Linked DNA regions of Homo sapiens: region 2 is linked to region 1. Evidence: read pairs that join two places in POLR2A ChIA-PET (ENCODE). Cell type or tissue: HepG2. All regions are shown on one strand. Links, peaks and the distances in the headings refer to the core of each region. The heading gives the core; the rest is flanking DNA.

Region 1 (4,399 bases), core at 75-4,074:
TGCGTGTGGCAGCTTCCTAGGTAACTTGGGTGCAGGTCTTTCCCTTAGATGGACGGCGCCAAGGTCTATCCTGCAGGGAGTCAGGAATTGGGGCGGGGAGCTTGGGTAAGGCCGTTTGGCCCTCACGCCTCAACCGCATGGGCCCACAGCCTTAGTAAGAAAGGTGAGATTCTGGTCTCCATCTGCCTGACTCCTACGTCAACTACAGCTGGGACTTGGGGTGGGGAAGAGAAGAGTCACTTATTAGCTCCCGAGGCCAAATGGAAACACTGCAGGGTTTGAAGCCCCTGGGTGATGTGACTATGTTGTAGAAGACATTCGAGGATGCACTGGTGGGAATCTGGTCTGTGTGGAGACCTGGGAGAAGTCAGTTATGACAGTCCAGCTGAGGACGGCACCAGAGCAGTCAGGGCAAGATAGAAGAGAACAGATTGCGTGCACACACACACACACACACACACACACACACACACACCTGCAGGAAAATCTACAGCACTTGGTAATTACCTGGTTTTGGAGGCAGTGAAAGATACCCAAGTCTTGGTAGATGGCATCAAAGAGTTGAGGAGAAACTGGACTAAGGAGAAAAAGCTGGGTTCATTTTGGACGTGATGCTCTGGGAGGACCTCCAGCAAGCAGAGTGATGTCCAAGTCTAAAGATCGGGTGTGAGACAGACAGCACTTCTTCCTATGGTTCATGTGACATCCACCATGTCCCGCCACAGAGGCCATCTACACATTTTCACTTTCAATGCCCAGATTCTGGATTTGCCAAGTCAGTTTGAAAATAAGCCACTGAGCTCTAATGAGCTTTTCTCTGGTTGTGTTTCTGCGGCATGCCCGAAGTGCTGTCTTGCCTGGCTAAATCTGCCTCCCTAAGGAGCTCCACATGGGCCTCTAAGCACAAAGCCTGGAGTAGGTGAAAGAATTTACTCTACCCCTAGGAGTCTGAAGTGTTTCACAAAACCCTACTAGACTGAATTAAGAAGAATGCCAGAGGATTTTAGCCTTTGCTCTCAGAGAAATATGCTGTCACCTCCTGTTCCCGGAGGAGGGGCTGATGAAGGATCACTCTGGCCTGAGAACATCTGCTCTGCCCTTTTAGGCAGCATTCCTCCTGGGAGACACAGGAGGGGACGGGGTTGTGACCACCTTGAAGCCACCAGGTCAGTGCCCCTGCCCTCCCCCCGCCCTCAGGCTCCCAGGGAGAGCCTCACATCTCACAGGGCTTCCAGCAGAGGAAGCAGCCAGATGGTGCCAGAGAAAACCTCGGAGGGGCAGAAACACAATGGAAAAAGACAGAGTGGGAGGTTGCCTCACTCACGTCTACATTATTCAAGACTTTTAAAAAACACAACAATAACAACCTAATTTCTTCTTGGAGAGCCTCAGGCTTGCAGTTAATGACATTTTCATTAATTCATTCTTTCCTACTTAGCACATTTTCCTCTCACTACGCCTAGACTCTGTTCTTTGAGCACATCATCTCTATCCAATTCAATCTCTGTTCCCTCTGCACTGGCCATAATACCTGGTATGTTGTACTGTTCAGAGAACACCTACTGAAAGACTGAATGAGTGAGTGGGTGCGTGCATGAACGGATGGATGGATGGATGGATGGATGGATAGATGGACGGATGGGGGGTGGGTGGATGGATGGATGGATGGATGGATGGAAGGATGGATAGATGGGCAGGTGGGGGAAGAGATGAGAGGATGGATACATGTGTGGATGGATGGATGGATGGATAGATAGATGGTCAGGTGGGGGAAGAGATGAGAGGATGGACACATGCGCGGATGGATGGATGGATGGATGGATGGATAGTGGAGGAAGAGATGGGAAGATGGATACATGTGTGGACGGATGGATTCAACTAATAGCTCTTAAGTGCCCACTCTGTGCCAAGCACAGCACTAAGCACTGGGCATACAGAGATGACTGATGCCTGCTCTCAACTTCAGAGGGACTCACAACCTAGTAGGGGGAAATGCCATATTCCTAAGCCAATACATGATAAATGCTATAACAAAGAGGAGAGAGCAATGGACTGAGCACAGAGGGGTTGTGCAGACTGAGCCCCAAAAGATGCAAAGGATCTCTTGGCACTGGGTTCAGCATGTGCCTTCCCAAACCTGCAGTGGCATTCCTTTGGCCCAACTGAAACCTCCAAAGTTCATTCCAGTTCTTTCCCTCTAAAGAGTCCTCTGTAATCAACACCCCTCCTCTTTGGCTTGACAAACATTGCTGAGGGTCAAACTTCTCCCCAAGACAGCAGTTACATAGTACATACATCTGAGGACACAACACTGACATCTGATCATGGAAACATGGTGTGGCATGGTAGTGGATGTTGGCAAAGGGGTGTAGTGAAAAGGGTGTAGGATCTGGAGTCAGAGTCTCCAACTGGTGAATCCCAAGTTCAACAATGCAATAGCAAACTTGGAACATAACTGATTTTCTCTGACTCTCACTTTTTCCATATTTACGTAGGTAACATGGTAATACGTACAGAGCAGTGTTGTTTAAAAGACTGAATGAGAACTCTATGTAAATAAGCCAGCACCATATCTGGCACACACACATTTGGCTCTCAATGTTAATCGCCTATTTCCTGCTTCCTGGGATTTGGAGACACCATTTCTTTTCCATTGCCTTTTGTCATGTAGATTCAACTCTATCCCATCTGGTCCAGTCTCCCAGTCAAAAATATTCCTTCTCCACCCATCCCCATCCTCTCTGCACTGATCCAGCTCCTATTCTGTTGCAGTGAGTAGGAGATTAATCTTCATCCTCCCCTCTTAGGATGTGAGCTCCTAAGGGCAGCGGCCAGGACTTAGGCAGCTCTACAACCCGGAAGCCTAGCTCAGTACCTGCCACAGATTATTACTCAGAAATTACTGGCTGAAGAACCACAAGTTATGCTGGTGATACCAGTATTACTACAGCCCATGTGAGTGCATCCTACCAAGCCAGGATGTCCAGCCAATATGGCAATATCGGTACCAAGAAGGACCAGGCCTGGAAGAGCACTTCATACACCCTGGGGACTAAATAAATGTGAGTTATTACAAGGAAGCCACAGTTCTTTTTTTTTTTAAAGCAAGACCGAAAACCATCAATTAACTAGAATGATCAGGAAATTGCGTGTTGCTGCTAATTTAAGTTTCTGGCAAGTCAAAATAAATCTCCAAGCCAGGACTATAGAGTTTCAGAAAAGGGAGAAAATTCTACCAGCTAAGGAGATCAGGGAAGGCTTCCTGAAAGAAGTAGGCCTTGAAGGATGACTAAGAGCTTCCCTATAAACCCCATACTGGGCTAGACTAAGAGAATCTAATTTGTGGCAAAGATCTTGAGTGTTGCTCCCGGATAAATTAATTACCGTGACCCTGAGCTGCTTCGAACTTCCTTCCCTGAGATGCCCATCCTTTGATTCTGGGATTGAAATCCATGAGGGTGACATACACATCCTTACTGTTCCCACACAAGGACAAGGGAGAGACGCCCACCCGCCTCTGTCAGGGATATGAGCTGCGAGTCCCTAACAGACTTCCAGGACAGCTGAAAAATGTCCTTATGTGGGAAAATAAAGAGGATAGACAGATTTGATTCATCCTCGGGGCATTCTAGAACCGTAGCAGACCTGCTTACATAGTCTTCGTTATGAATACAAATAGGAAAACAATCAGACCCAATTAAGTCCATTTTTTTAAGCTTTGCGCTTCAGCTCCAGAACAGAGAAGTTTCATCTTTATCAAAATCTCCATTCCCAGGCGGACGGACAGTGTGTTGAAAGAATCCATAACTCTTTCTTTCCAGCCCACCGGTTCCTCCACCCTCACTGCCCCAACAACTGAAAGAAGGTCATTTTGACCTGATTATCTTTGTCTATAAGTCTTAAGCCATATCCGCCTAAGTAAAACATAAAATTACTTAAGCTGCGTAAAAAGTCTCCTAAGTCTCATTCTTTTCTTAGGATTCTTCAGATCCCACAAGGGTCACTGAGCACATGCCATGTGTTGGGCACAGTGAGCCTTCCAACAGCCGTGTGAGACAAGAGGTCTTATCCTCTTTGTCACACAGGGAAAGTGAGGCTTGGTGGTTGATTTGAGCAAAGAGCTCCTGTACTAGCTGGTGGGGTGTGGAGCACACAGCCCAACCCAGGGACCCACGCCAAGCTCACCGCACCTTCCACCAAAACAGAGTAATCTTCAACAATCCTTGGTCTAAACACACACAAGTCATTTTTTTCTAAAGCTTTAGGAAATACACACGTTTCCCCTTGCTTCAATGTTGCCAGGAAAATCCTTGCAGGAATCACACCCGTTGCATTCATTACTAAATACACAGGGCATAGCACATAGTAAGCACTCAATAAATATTTGTTAAGTGAATTT
Region 2 (4,399 bases), core at 263-4,262, 880 kb after region 1:
ATAATGGCAAAGTTGAGTAGCTGTGACAGAGACCATATGGCTCGTGAGCCCTAAAATATTTTCTCTTCGTTTATTTACTTCTTTACGTCTATATTTCCCCATTGTAATGTAAGACATGAATGCAGGGGCGTCATTTTGTCTTTTTCCCTGTTATATCCTCAGCACCTAAAGCAGTGCCTGTCATACTGTAGGCCCTCACTTAATGGGTGTGGAAAAATTAATGAGCACACAAGTGAGAGTGACCTGATTACTGCAATTTGGAGCGTCTTTGATAATGGTTGTGTACTTTGACCATGGCTGGTTTGCAGTGCTTCTTGACCGTACTTAATGCCAGATTGAAATTTTGCATTTGCCCTTTTCTGCTACTACTATTAAAATATAGAAAGGCACTCTGGGAGGCCGAGGCGGGCAAATCACCTGAGGTCGGGAGTTTGAGACCAGCCTGACCAACATGGAGAAACCCCGTCTCTACTAAAAATACAAAATTAGCTGGATGTGGTGGCACATGCCTGTAATCCCAGCTACTAGGGAGGCTGAGGCAAGAGAATCGCTTGAACCTGGGAGGCAGAGGTTGCAGTGAGCTGAGGTCGTGCCATTGCACTCCAGCCTGGGCAAACGAGCGAAACTCCATCTAAAAAAAAAAAAAAAACAGGGAGAACATGGTTCATGTGTGCCAGAGTATAATTTTCATACAGTAGGATTAGCATCAGTTCTTTGGCTCTGACAGTGCCTTCTTGTCAGCCACATCTGAGAATGGTGGTATGATGCAATCGTTGTGTTTGGGAGTGCCAACAAATTTTTAAAAGTAATACCTTGTCCAAAAGATTTAATAGTGATTCTGTTAAGAAGATAGGTTAATTAAACTTTTTTTTCCTATAAAAATCCAAAAGGAGAATATGAAAGCAAGGGCATTTAGCTTTTGTCTTAATTTTTTTGGAATTTGTGCAGAAGTTGGCTTTGCATCTAGAGTATGACAGCCTTATTGTATGTTTTAAAGATTGAAAAGAATGCCTTTTGTTTTTCTCTCCATGCTTTTAACTGGAGTTGCTGGGAGTGCTGTACACGTCATTCCCTAAGATTTGGGTTTGAATCAGGACCACGATTGGTCCAGCTGATGTATTTCAGTTCAAAGCCAACAATGTAGGATCATTTATGTTTACTAAATTGATATTCTGGAGAAGTCCCCAGTAAGAGATCTCTTTGCCCCATTAGTATATGTTGAAATGGCCCTGAATCTGTTAGTGTCCGTGTAGAATCCTAAAAATGATAGATCACACTTTCATCTAAAGTGCACATTTAAGCAGAGCCCTATTAGACATACTGACAGATGTAATTTTGCCAGAAATTGCTCTTTTATAGTACCAGTAGCAACATATTCTCTTTGTTTGGGAAGGTAGTGTCAGATGAAAAGAAAACTCTTCCCTAGGGAATTTATCAGCATACAAACGATGTTCCAGACAGAATGTAAACGGGAAAGTCGTTGCTCAAATCTTGTCCACACTAAAGGATTCATCAGTGTGCTTTAAAGGAAAGGGGAAGCTTTGGAGCATAGACCATCAGAGCTAGAAGGGATCTCCAAGGTCATCTAGTCCAGCCCTTAATTTGTAGCTGAGGAAGCAAGTTTTTGGGTTTTTTTTTGTTTTGTTTTTCCTGAGACAGTGTCTTGCTCTTTCGCCCAGGCTGGAGGGCAGTGGCACGATCTCAGCTCACTGCAAGCTTCACCTCCCAGGTTCACACCATTCTCCTGCCTCAGCCTCCCAAGTAGCTGGGACTACAGGCACCTGCCACCACCATGCCCGACTAATTTTTTGTATTTTTGGTAGAGACGGGGTTTCACTGTGTTAGCCAAGATAGTCTCAATCTCCTGACCTCATGATCCGCCCGCCTCAGCCTCCCAAAGTGCTGGGATTATAGGTGTGAGCCATCGCGCCCAGCTGCAAGTTATTGTTTAAGGTCAAATGGCAAGTTGGTGACAGCTGGATCTAAAAAGCATTTCTTCCTTCCACATTGCATAGTAGAAATAACTTAGACTTTGGAATTGGTTGGACCCGAGTTTGAATACCAGCATTGCCATTTATAAATGTGACCTTGAATGAGTTACTTATTCTCTCCGAACACTAGTTTCTTGAGCAACAAAAGAGGAATGATATTGTAAGGCATTTATGTAGAATGGATATACTCATTCAGTCATTTCTCATGTTCAGCTGATTTCTTGTAATGAACAGAATTCACGGGGTCCGTGGGTGGCAAAGAGTATTTGGATAAAATTAAGTCATTAAGCTGGGTGTGGTGGTTCATGTCTGTAATCCCAGTACTTTGGGAGGATGAGGTGGGAGGATCACTTGAGGCCAGGATTTCTAGGCAGCCTGGGCAACATAGTGAGACCCTCTTTCTGCAAAATGTTTTAAAAAATTAGCTGGGCATGGTGGTATGCATTTGTAGTTTTAGCTACTCAGGGGACTGAGGGGAAAAAGAATAATAATTATGGCATTGTGTGAGCATGGACTTTTATTTAGCTTTTAGAAGGGAATATCATGTTGAGCAAAATAAAGCTATACACGGAAAAGATTGTGACAAACTTGTGAATGTGAGCAAGGAAAATGAGTTAAGACATGATTTGGGATTGTTTAGTCTGATAATCACTTAAGATATAGATTGAGAGAGGTCTGTTGTGCCATTAGTTTTGCCATTGACTATTGAAACAGAAAGCAGTGATAACATCTGGTTGTTTAAATAAGAAGTCTGATTTTTTAAAGTGAAGTTCATTTTCCCCAATTATATCATCAAGGCGCACTCTTTGTACAAAATATGGCAAATACAGATGAGTAGAAGAAAACTCAAATACCCTTCCACTGCCTAAAGACAAACATTAACATTTTGCTGTATTTTTTCAATATTTAATCTGAAACTTTGTTAATATGGTTTCTTATCTTGTTTTTTTTCCCACTAAACATTTCTTTATTATTATAAACTCTTGGAAATTATTAAAAAATATATTTTCTGTATGAATATAAAGTAATAGTTATTTTTGAAAATACATAAATATCAGAAAAAGATGAAAAATTTATAAATCTCACTAGTCAGAGACATTCTTGCCAACATTTCTGTTACATTTTCTTTGCATTTGGGATATTTTAGTGGCTACTGATTGGATTTAAAGTGAAATCCTGTCAGAAGTTCATTTAGCTTACATCAGTTTCAATAAAAGCCCTTCAAGATGTTGGAGGCTGGAGGTGGAGGGGTGGTGGGGGGAGGGAGGGAGGTGTATGTAGGGGAGAGGTGGAGGGAGCAAGCGAGCATGTTTGCACTCTTAGGCAGTTTCACTTACGTGGCTGTCCATTCGCTCTGGGGGGCATATGTCCTGGACTAAACTTGAGATGAGAGGGCCTTTCTCAACCGAGAAAACGTGTTCCTAATTCCCTAAGGCATCCAGTTTATGTGATCAATTACCTTCTCCCCCATGCATTTAGGATGGCTCCAGTGATGGATCGTTGTTGGGAGAATTGAGAAAAGAGTTACTCGGTTATTTTTGTGTTCTTAGTTGAGATGAGGAAGACTGTTTGAAAAAGTTTGCTTAAATGTGTTGTTTCCTAATACTGCGCATGACAGCATCACACTGAGTGTGATTCTGGTCATTTAAGACATGGGATTTTTTGGTATGACGTAGTCACCAGGTGCAAGTCTCCTGCTGTATCTGGTCCTATTCTAACACCAGATGGAAATTCTGACGGGCCTTTCAAGTTTAGGTTTGCTTATATTCCATTTAGTCTTATCTGCTTGACTTTAGAACCTGATCTTTATATAAGAGATTAAACCAATGAAATTAAACTTCAGAAATATTTAATGCAATGGATAGAGTAGGAGAAGGGGAACAATTTTAAAAATACAGTTAGCGGAATGGGTGAGATGGTGCCTAGCAGCAGCAGCATCTATAACAAAAAGAGCTCTGTTGGTTTCAGTCAACTGTAAATCAAAGGAATAAAGGTTAAGTAGAATGTTGGCAGTGACTCCACTTGTGAATGGGGGTCGAGAATGTCAGGATAGCACAGTGAAGGGGCTGTCTTGGGGCTCTTCATGTGCAGAGTGTACCTGTGTGTGTTATTTCTGCTAGTGGTGGTAAGTTGGAGAAAGCTCAGAAAAGAATTCAAGAATTGTGTTTCCAGGCATCATCTAGATAGAGAAGGCATGATTTTAGGATCTAGGAAAAGAGTAAGATCATGCAAGAAAGCTACCTTGTATGAGGTACAGAAAATGATAGGACATTGGCCTGAAGACGAAAGTTTTCATTGTTTGAGGGTGTGGGAAGAGCTGTCAGACAATGGGAGGCAGTGAAGCACTCGCCTTTCACAGCTTCTAAAAGGAGGAAAAAGACAAATTTGAATGAAAAATATGATTTACT

Evidence for each region. ChIA-PET counts read pairs that join two places held together with the same protein. Peaks named below come from ENCODE experiments on the same cell type or tissue, not always from the same donor. Only the 100,000 strongest peaks of a DNase experiment are listed, where the experiment ranks them.
Region 2: POLR2A ChIA-PET joins it to region 1 with 11 read pairs; 1 of 35 experiments calls an interaction of 5 or more read pairs at or near these places.

What each region holds. Positions count from the first base shown.
Region 1 is chr2:11,512,388-11,516,786 of GRCh38, reverse strand. It overlaps a transcript of GREB1 not described here. Among named protein-coding and RNA genes, the nearest start is that of GREB1, 19 kb to the left of the region's middle. In HepG2, for the core only: no CTCF peak of the experiment used is centred there; a DNase peak (open chromatin) is centred at 2,246.
Region 2 is chr2:10,627,968-10,632,366 of GRCh38, reverse strand. The region is part of intron 13 of NOL10 (nucleolar protein 10); the gene reads left to right. Among named protein-coding and RNA genes, the nearest start is that of NOL10, 60 kb to the left of the region's middle. In HepG2, for the core only: no CTCF peak of the experiment used is centred there; a DNase peak (open chromatin) is centred at 2,046.